Regions from separate parts of the Mus musculus genome. Here region 1 is linked to region 2. Evidence: chromatin loops called from intact Hi-C (ENCODE). Cell type or tissue: heart. All regions are shown on one strand. Links, peaks and the distances in the headings refer to the core of each region. The heading gives the core; the rest is flanking DNA. Region 1 overlaps Etv6 (ets variant 6). Region 2 overlaps 4933406J09Rik (RIKEN cDNA 4933406J09 gene).

What was found. A loop is a pair of places that touch in the nucleus more often than their neighbours do. Peaks named below come from ENCODE experiments on the same cell type or tissue, not always from the same donor. Only the 100,000 strongest peaks of a DNase experiment are listed, where the experiment ranks them.
Region 1: it touches region 2 in a loop (2.3-fold over the local background); 10 of 42 quality-filtered maps call a loop at or near these places.

The regions. Positions count from the first base shown.
Region 1 is chr6:134,250,091-134,255,471 of GRCm38, forward strand. The region is part of intron 5 of Etv6 (ets variant 6); the gene reads left to right. Among named protein-coding and RNA genes, the nearest start is that of Gm17089, 4.0 kb to the left of the region's middle. In heart, for the core only: no CTCF peak of the experiment used is centred there; no DNase peak of the experiment used is centred there; H3K27ac peaks cover 273 bases.
Region 2 is chr6:134,386,773-134,392,153 of GRCm38, forward strand. The region is part of intron 3 of 4933406J09Rik (RIKEN cDNA 4933406J09 gene); the gene reads right to left. Among named protein-coding and RNA genes, the nearest start is that of Bcl2l14, 6.9 kb to the right of the region's middle. In heart, for the core only: a CTCF peak has its summit at 2,928 (motif pointing left); no DNase peak of the experiment used is centred there.

The sequences.
Region 1 (5,381 bases), core at 226-5,225, 140 kb before region 2:
CAGGCCCCAGGGGTCATGGCATACACCTGTGATCCCAGTGCTAAGGGCAGAGATGCACTTCCCTGCGACCAGTTCCAGACTGACCCTATCTCAGAAGACAAAGTAGATGGCACCAGTGCAGTGACGCCCAAAGCTGTCCTTTGTCCTCTGCGTGTATACACATGCTCGAGCATATCCGTACACACACATGCACCCACACACACATGCACCCAGATCAAAAGAAAATGGGCACTAAAAGCGCAGCTCGGTGGTAGAGTGCTTGCCTAGAGTGCATAAAGCCCTAAGGTTTGATGGTCAGAACCATAACAACAACAGCAAAACAGCAACTGTCTGCGGCTTGCATGTTTTCAAAGGCTGTGCAACCAGGAGTGTGCTTCAGATTCCATTCAAAACATGTCAAAAATTTCGTGACAGAGGAATGGGCTATGCAGTAATATGGGGTTAGCCATGAGGTATTGGGTGATTATGTGGGTGAGTGGATGCATGGTGGTTCATACCATTGTTCTGCTTATACACAAGATTAGCTTTAATAATGAAGAAACCTCGGGATGAGTGGTCAGGGGGGCAAAGAAGGAAAAAAAACCTTACAGAAAAATCTGGATTTCCTCAGACAGCTAGAGGAAACGGGATGGGGTGGGAACTTCTAAGCAATGGAATTGTCCTTAGCTGCATACCGTCTGGGTCCTTCCTCTACGCAGTGTTTTCAGATCCTATTGCTTGCCTATAATTCTCAGGACAGCCCTCTGAGGTTGGATCCCTGTAATGTGCATGGGTCATTTGTACAGGGGGAACCACAAGAGAGATCCAGCCCTGAAGACACCAAGGCTTTCCCCAAGGTCAGAGGAGGGTTTGGTGTCACTCGGCTGTTGTCTGCAGTGCTTCTCTTGAGGGTATAGCTTGCTTCCTTCCTTCCTTGTCAAGGTCGTCCATGTCCACTGTCATTTCACCGCAGACTTCTTGAGAATCTTAAGATAAGCATATAGGTCCAGAAAGAAAACCTGCATGAGAGAAGGAAGAGGGAGAAGGAAAGGGAGGAGGAGAGGAGGGAGGAGGACTGAAGGAATTATGTAGACATACAGCACTATCTTCCCCTTGTAAGTTGCACATCTGTTTCATCGATTCTACCACTACTTTTAAAACCATATACCCCAAAAACAGCAGTAGATGGAGGAGGCTCAACACTTCAGATGCAACTGGAGGTAAATATCATATTGAGCAATTTTAGTCGGTCCCACAAAGGCAAATTAGCACATTTATCTCTCATTGGTGGGTCTTAGATTTTATGGAGATGCTCAAGCTCATACAGGTACAGGTATGAAAAATGTAAGAAACTGTAGGGTAACAAAGGAAATGAGCAGGAAGGGGGAGGGAAAGAAAAGGGAGGCGCGTGGTATGGCCGACTGCTCAAGCACATTTTATACTTGTGTGAAAGAGTCTTTATGTAACCCGGTGCCATACAGATACAGGAAGCCTGGTGGAATGTTCAGCCAGTCCAGTGACGACTCGGTCTCCACAGGTGCCTTGAGAACACTTAGAGAGAGCTAGTGTGTGCTTTTCCTTGCCTCTAAGAAGGCAGAGTGTTCTAGATGATTATACCCGGGTCAGATCTTCTGGGGACAATGCATTCATTCCTACGGGATGATTGAGTCCCATACAAATATATATTAATGTTCTTATGATCTTTGTAAATGTTGTAAAATCCCTAAATATATACATTACCTAATGCACTCAAATTCCAGATGAGCCCATTTAACTGTCAAGCATTGCTTTTTTACAGAGGTGAAATGCTGGGGTCATGGTCAGGTTGGGTGGTCGTTCAGGTCCCTTCCTGCTCTGCAAGTCCACAATCTAACAGTGAGTCTTGATTCTACAGCCCTCTGCGGAGGTGATTCATAGCCCCACACTCCTTTGGCCCCTTTGGAGGACCCTCTACTCTTCCCTCCCCCAACCCTCTGTCTTTCTGGGCTCCTAAGATCTTAGTAAAAGTGATTCTGTTTGTTGAAGGTCAAATTCTGTGAGTCACTGCTGTTTACACTGTAAGGTTCTGTCTAGTGAGCAGCCGTAGATGCTTTTAAATCTCTGCAAAGAGGCTGTTAGATGCGAAAACGTAGTTCCTTGAAGCCCTTTAATTGAGCACAGGAAGAAATGAAAGTGCCACCAAATGTCACACTGATGAGTAACTCCGCTGGAGGGTGTGGACAGAAACACTGCTTACCAGTGTAGAGCAAAACACAAGCCCAGATCCTTGCCATTCACGGGGGGTTGGCTTGGGTATAGGAGGATTTAGGTGTTCAGACACCTAAGAGGAGTCTGCACTGTATTCTTGCAGGGTGGGAGTTCACGAAAACGTAAGACTCAAATCTTTGGCATGAAAGAGCTGAGGTTAACTATAAAAGCAAAGCGCATGGTGTACAGCTCTCTTAGGACTGCCACTAAGTACCACAGGAGGTCAGGGCTGCCTTTCAGATGGGCTTAAAAGAATGCTTAAGGAATGGGGTGTGGGGAGTCTGCCTTTAATCCCAGCACTTGGGAGGCAGAAGCAGGCACATCTCTGTGGGTCCAAGGCCAGCCTGTTTTACAGAATGAAACCTTGCTTCAACATAAATATTTTTTAATAATGTATTTACTTCTATTTTATGTACATTGGTATTTTGCCTGCATGTACATCCGTGTGAGTGTATCAGATGCCCTGGAACTGGAGTTGCAGACAGTTGTGAGCTGCCATGTGGGTGCTGGGAATTGAACCCAGGTCCTCTGGAGGAACAGCCAGTCCTCTTAACCATTGAGCCATCTCTCCAAGCCTAAAATGAACATTTTTAATAAGTAAGTAAATAAATAAATAAATAAATAAATAAATAAATAAATAAATAAATAAATAAATAAAAAATAATGCTCAGAATCTGGGGAGTAAAGAAAAAGCTTACCAGTGTAGAGCAAAACACAAGCCCAGGTGGAGAAAATTCAGGCACAGACGTAAGAAGCTATAAAGACACGCATGTTCTTGTCTGTTCCTAGTAGAGATACAAGGCCAAGAGCTTGTCTCTCCGAGTCAACTAAAAAATTATTTTTCATAAACTCTTCTTTTCCCATCTCTGAAAAAAAACTAATGAATCATGCAAATAAAAGATCACATAAACTCTAACAATTTACCCTTGGTCTTAACCATATGGGAAAACTAATTTAATAGGAAAATTCAGTTAATGATTAGCAGCTTAAATACAGATTAAATACAAGTTAAGTCTATTTAAATATAACATGTTTTAATTTTACTTTGCAAATTAGAAAGAGGTCTTGGAAATTGTCCTCTGGATAAACATCAGGCTGTTTGTGTTGGAGTCCTTTCTTAGGACTGAGTGAGTTCAGTAGAAGCGACTTTTACAGGGAATGGAACTGAGAGTCACCTACATCGGTAATGCAGCCTCAAGCCTGTGTCCCCATCCCACCCCAAATACTTCTACCCAGAGACGTCTCAACAAGGATTGGAAGCCTTGGCCAAAGTGTAGCCACCACCTGATTCTGTAAATGAGTTTATGGGGGAAAGCCAGCCACATTTGTATTAAATTATCGTCTATGTCTGCTTTCAAACCATGACCCAGGCATGAATACAGTTGAGTCACTTCAGAGCGCCTCTGGCCAAACGTCTTAGATATTTGCCAATTGGCCTTGTACATAAAAAGTGGGGTGCCCCCCATGAACAGTCAGTATTCTGAGGACCTCAGACATAATTTAGGCTGAGGATACAGGAAGTATAGTTCTTGCTGGGGAGGAAATGCACACTTTAGGTGACGAGGCATGTCTGAGTCACGTGAAAAGGACAATAACAAACTATGTCAGCCAGTAGACAGTTCAGGGCTGCAGGCCATGCTCACTGAACAGTACGGCACAGCCGCGATGGCACCGTTAGAATAAAGAAAACAGCTCAGTAACGTCGCTTCTTTGCACATTTGAATTTGTAGTCACATTTGTTTATTTATTCAAAAATGATCATGTATTTACAATGTGCGAGACATTTCTCTATGTGAAAGACACAAGATTGACCAGTGCTTTGATCCTCCTGCCTCAACCTCCTGAACTGGGATTACAGGTGGATACCATCACACTGGGCTCAGACAAGTCTTTTTTTTTTTTTTTGGTCATTTTGATTTTCTCTTAAGTGGATTTTATATTTGTCCCTTTCGTGACCTTAATCTAAATATCTTCCAAGGAAAGATTCATTAGTTCTCTGACATTCATCTTATAACCCACAATTTGTCTGTTTTTTAAAATCCAGTAGCCCAGGCTGACCCTAATCCTATGTCAGCCTCCTGAGTGCTGAGATGATGGGCTTGAACCACTACATCCAGCTTCATAGCTCATTCTTAGCTCATTTGCTAATTTAGTCAAAGCCCTTGACATACGGTGGCTGGGTTCTTTTCTTTCTTGTGAGCACCTGATAACTTGTGTTGCAGTATTTCAATCTTGTCAAACTTGAGCTTCTTTCAGGATGCCATTATTCAGTTGACTTAACTACACCCAATAAGACTTAGAATTCCTTCCCACTTCAGGGTCCCCTCACTCCAAGCTCCCCACTAACACACTTCATATATATATTTAACAGTAAATAAAATGACTTCTAATGACATTCTGCTATGCTCATAGATCAGTTCCTTGCTCAGCCATCATCAAAGAAGTTGTCTCCTGCAGCAGATGGGGACAGATACAAAAACCCACAGACAGACAGACAGGCATTGTGCAAAGAATGAGAGACCTCGGGACACACGCTCTAAGGAGGATGTCTCTGTCAGACCCCTCCCCTGAGGGCTTGTGGAACCCTGTGGAGAAGAAGGCACAGAGAGTCTTAGAGCCATAGGGGATGGAAGACACCAAGGGAACAAGGCCTTCTAAATCAAGAGCATCAGTGCACATAGGAACTCAGAGACGGAAGCATCAAGCACAAGGCCTGAACAGGTCTGCCTCTGCGAGTGTGTTATGGCTTCCAGTTTAGTGTTTTCATGGGGACTCTTGAGTGTGTGAATGGATGGGTCCCTGAACTCTGTGCCTTCTCTTGGGCTCTTCCCTTTTGTTTGTTTGGTTTGGTTGGTCTTAATTCTGGTGTGTTAGGTTTTGTTTTATCTTATTTTATTATTTTCCCTTAGAAGCCTGTTTTCTGAGAGACTGAAAGGGAGTGGATCCGGAAGGGAGGGGAGGTGGGGAGAATCAGATGAGTGAAGGGAGGTGAAAATGTAATCAGAATATAGTATGTGAGGGGAAAAAAATCTATTTTCAATAAAGGGGGGGGGCTCAGAGGCCCTGGGGCAGTGGAGGATAGACCAGGTACTCCAGCCTCCCGCTCACCTTCTGTTACCTTCCTAGAAATTTGAAGGAGAGTGACTTCAAGTGAG
Region 2 (5,381 bases), core at 138-5,137:
CTCCCATTCAGGTTCTGACTACCCCCAGGAAAATGCGTCCCACCAGTCTTAAGCCATAACCATATGGGTGACGAATCAGCATGTGTCAAGAGAGAGGTAAGTGTGACACCAGAGATGTGAACTGTGGGCATGTGTCTTGTATGTGAATGTTAGGGAAAATGAGAATGAGTGTGTAAACATCTCAGCTCAACACTTATGAAGCATCAAATGTGTGCAAGGCTTACATAAAATAAGGATAAGGTATTTATACCTTCTGATAGATTCTGTCTCAACCTGTTTTTGATTTCTATAACAAAATACCTGAGATCCGGTAATTTATAAGAGATAGAAGTTGATTTGGTGCATGGCCACACAGACTGGGTAGTCAAAGAGAGTGACACCGTCTAGTAAGTAAGGATGCTTCGTAATATCAAATACCGTATCGGATGCTGAATGTGCGTAATGCATACCTACTGCCCTGCGACACCATAAAGACTGCCATGTGGTAAACATAGACACCATCTCTTCCTACAAAGTCACTAATCCCACTGTCAGGGTTCCAGTCCCCTAGGATGTCACCTACTCCTAATTAGCACTGAGGACTTACCTCAAAACCCCATCAGCATAAATCTGTGGGGTTTCAACACATAAACTTTTGGAGAGAGTTACACTGTACGCGTAAATTGTTAAAAGAATATGAAGAGACGGCGCTCAGCCTTGGAGGCCCAGGAAGCTACTACATAGGCCATGGCTTTTAGCCAGCCAAGCAAGAGCGAGGAGGGCACTGTGGGGGAAGAGCAAGATGTGACTCAGCAATGGCGATGTGTGTGCAGGCAACCAACGACAATCCAAGCATGGATATGGCTGGAGCGAGAGACAAAAACTGGTTCTTGAAAGACAAGCAACGGTGTGTACATAATCCTGACTGTAGTGGGTGCCTGGGCTCTTGCAGCCAAGCCTGTCTCTCTGAGAGTGGCTCCCAGGGTGGTTTTGAACAAGAACCCACCTCCAGGATAAATTCTCCCTTGTGTTCTCCAGTACCCGCTGGAGTCTGGTACACTGGGTACCCACTCAAACTGCTGTGCAGAACTACGGTGAATAAACAGCCTTAGCCAGAGTCCCACGCATGCTTAACTGCATGCCCCCCATACCGGATTTATCCTGTCACAAATTACTAAAACCCCTGAGAGGTGGACCATTGACTGCTAAGCGAAGGTATGGATGTCAATAACTGCAATCCAGTGAAAAAGAGGTGATAAGTCAAGTGTGTCCAAAATACTTCTAGAGACAGAAAAGGCAGCAATTAATGGCGAGGAGTGGGAGGGAGGCAAGTCTCTCAGGAGGGAATATTTGAACTAGATCTTGAAAGTTAAACCTGGGTTCCCAGTGAGATTTCAGATATAATAAATGTGAGAAAGGGGGCTGGGGCTGGAGTTGGTGGGATGTTTGACAGGCACCCACAAACCCTTGGGCTTCATCCCCAACACGGCATAAACTGGACACGGCGGTGCACACCTGTGAGCCATGTGCACTCAGAAGATGCAGGTGGGAGGGTCAATAGTTTAAAGTTCAAGACAATAGGCAATAAGCAAACAACAAATGGAAGAGTGCACGGACAGTACGAGTTAGAACTGTAATTTTCAGCCCAGGCTCACCTAACGGCCTTGTTTGCTTGTGACACGGTCTTTCCCTATATCGTCCAGACCAGGCTTATATTTACCATCCTGCTGCCTCCAGCTCCCGAGGACCGGAATTTCAGGTGTACCCACTAAGGGAGCTTCTAAGGCTACCAATGCCCAGACTACACTCTGAAACCATTAAACCAGGCTCTCCGGGAAGCCAGAGTCAGCTCGTATTCATCCCACTGCAATGCTAAGTCCGGAGGCACTGGTCTAGAAAGAACGCTGTACAGTACTCTCGGAGGACAGGCACTCCGCAGTGATTTGCGATCCTTGAATGAACAACAACCCCCCCCCCCCGGAGAAAAAGCTCAGCGAAGCCGCTACCATCAGCTCTTTCTGGCTGCAGATTCTCCCCCACCAGCTCTCTGCCCTGCGATCATCAAAGTTTGGTCTCCAGGCCAGCGGCATCCGCAGCAGAAACTTCGGGAGTCGGGCCCAGCCACTAATGCGTACCCAGGGCTGGCAACCTCAGCAGTCATCACTGCTGGGCATCCGGGTGCAGTGGTCCCTGGCTTACAATCAAAGTGGCAGAGAGCCAACACTCACTTGTTTCTTGTGGTACCAAGAAAGGGCTCTGGGGATGGAAGCGTGGGGTTTGGGTTTTCTCCTCCTCAGAGCAAATTTGCTAAATAGACCAGGAGATTCAGGATGCGGAGAAGCACGGATGTGCCTACACAAGTTTCCTTCAGAGGGATGGATAAGACTAGGTGTTCCAGAGCTCTCCCCAAAAGGAACTACCGGACATGGCCTTGTCTAATCCCTCCTTCGAAACCTCCAGGCTGTCCTGGAAGGGGAAAAAAAATTCAATAAATGAAACAAGTTTAGAAGGAAAAGGCTTCCTAAGTAAAAGTGGAAATCGCCATTCTCCCAAAGATGTAAAGTAGAAACAGGGTCCACACAAGTGACCTGCCAACCCTGGAGCCCAAGTCCTGGAGGAGTGTGAGCCTAGAATGCCAGCGCTTTCTTGTGCCAGACTCCTGATTCTCTCCACTTATTAGAGGATTATCTGCTACACAACTAGATAGCTAAAGTTCTTTGGGAGTTTCCCACTTACATTCATCTCTACTATTCTGCACAGACGTTCAGGACCTGTGGAGTTTTTAAACACACACACACACACACACACACACACACACACACACAAACACACACACACAAACACACACACACACCTGCTTTTGGTAAATAAAAAAATCCTCAAGGACTAGAAAATTGGACTCGACAGCGTGTGTGTAGCGCCACCTGGTGGCCACAATTGAACGGCACCGTTTCCTTCCTTGTCCTGTGTTTATGAAAGGCTCCAGACAGGTACAGATAGATTCTTTCTCCCGTGTGGTCTGTCTCCTGCGAACTCAGCCACTTTGAGATGGCGACTGGAAAAAAAAATCTCCTTTTCACAAAGAAAAATCCTTGTCTTTTCACAAGCACAAAGCACAAATATATAAGCAAGCCATAGTGCTTTGTTCAAATCAACAAGTATTTAACATCTTCTGAATCCAAGGTTCTGTAACTGACAAATGGCAGCACGAAAGAACTTTCTGCGCTGTAAGACACGATGGATGGTGCCCCTTCCCTCACCATGAGTCCTCGGGTCCTTAGGGTGCCCTTGACTATCATTCTGGGTTCCATAGCCATGAAACACAGTGGTGGTGAGCAGCTGCCGTGCCTGCCAGGACACACTGTTGCTGACTGAGCAGTCTGGAAAGTGAGTTCTGTCCTTGATGTCCACCGTGACCTTGGGTGGGTGGCTTTCTGGACCTTGGTGTTGCGGGCTTATTAACAATCCTGCTCTACTGTCCTCATAAATCCCACGTTTTCAAAATGTGTCACCTGTCAATATTCATCTCTAAAGCAGGAACTTTGTGAGTTCTGCTTCACAACCAAATTTACAAATGTCAGACAAGTCAGAAAGGCCAGTATCCAACAAAAACAGTCCTTCCTGAATTAAGATGAAATCATAAGAGTGTCAGATGAAGGAAGATGAAGAGAAGCTTTCTCCAGCAAGACATCCCTATAAGAATGGCCAAACTTAAGCTGGCCATGGTAGCGCACGCCTTTAATCCCAGCACTCGGGAGGCAGAGGCAGGCGGATTTCTGAGTTCAAGGCCAGCCTGGTCTACAAAGTGAGTTCCAGGACAGCCAGGGCTACACAGAGAAACCCTGTCTAAAAAAAAAGAATGGCCAAACTTCTTTATGGGAGAGGAAGACAGAAAACCTTGGAAGATTATGAAGCAAGAAAATTGGTATGGGGGCGGGGGGAGCAAAACTGAGAGTGGGTGGAGTGGAGGCGCCTTCTCTGCTTGAATTCCTAAAATGTGTTTAATAGTTGAAGTGATCAAGCCAGCTCAGTCAGCCAACAGGGTCTCAAGGGAGGGAGGGAGGGTTGAAAAGAAAAAGACAACTAGACAACACTATAGCAGGACTCCAGCCAGGGCTGAGGCTGAAGGGGGGTTATTTTTTTTTCTAGTCTGCTTCTATATCATTCTAGGTACATACAAAGAAAATGGCCAGTCCTGAGGCATAAACAAAGTAGTCAGGGAACAAACAAGGCATAAACAAAGGTCCCAAGGTTACTGTATTCAGGGCTCTAACAAGACCCATCAAGATACAAAGGATTCCTTAGCTGTAGTCACCTTGAGTGGACTTTCGTGTCCCAGCCCAATGTCAAAGTCCTGCCAAATTCCTAGAAGCAGCCCCAAAAGCCCTCCACAATCAAGGAAAAGTTGATAACACTGCCTGATGCCATTTCCAATGTGTGTAAAGGAATTATTTAATAATTACGCTATAAACACAGGAAGCCCTCTATACATCACTATAAATGGGGAAAAGCTTTCTATACATCATTCAAACTGGCAAACAATGACACCATATGATGTGGTAAGAGATATATAGATATAGATACAGATATACGTATACATGATATAGATTAGATGAATGATATAAATAGAGACAGAAATAGGTAAATACAGATGCATGATATAGAGATGATATAAATTAGATAAATGATATAGATAGAGATATATAGAGATAGATATAAATAGATAAATTATAAATATATGATATAGACATTAATGATATAGATATGTATAAGACCTAGAACATACACTAAAAGCCATAAGGAGATAAATTCATAAACACAGATAAAGCTAGGTGGAAATCATGCAAGTAACCCAAGAGAGAAGAGAAAACACAAAATAGAGAACAAACAGGAAAGGATAGATATAAGCCAAGGACCATGGTATTTTGGGAGTATGGAAAAATCACAATGAAGCCCATTATTTTGTATGTTAACTAAAAAATTATTTGTGCCAGGTGGTGGTGGCACACGCCTTTAATCCCAGCACTTGAGAGGCAGAGGCAGGCAGATTTCTGAGTTCAAGGCCACCCTGGTCTACAGAGTGAGTTCCAGGACAGCCAGGGCTATACAGAGAAACCCTGTCTCGAAAAACAAACAAACAAATAAATAAATAAATAAACAAACCAGGCTGGCCTCAAACTCAGAAAACCGCCTGCCTCTGCCTCCCAAACGCTGGGATTAAAAGTGTGTGCCACCATGCCTGTCACCTTTTTAAGTTTTAAATTGTTTCTCTCTCTCCCTCCCTACCCCTCAACCCTGCCCTGCAGATCCTTTGTGTATATGTTGTGGCTTTTAGTTCAGTGTTTTTATAGGTTCCCTGAATGTGAGGGCAAGTGGGTCTCAGGCTCCGTTTCTGTGGCTTT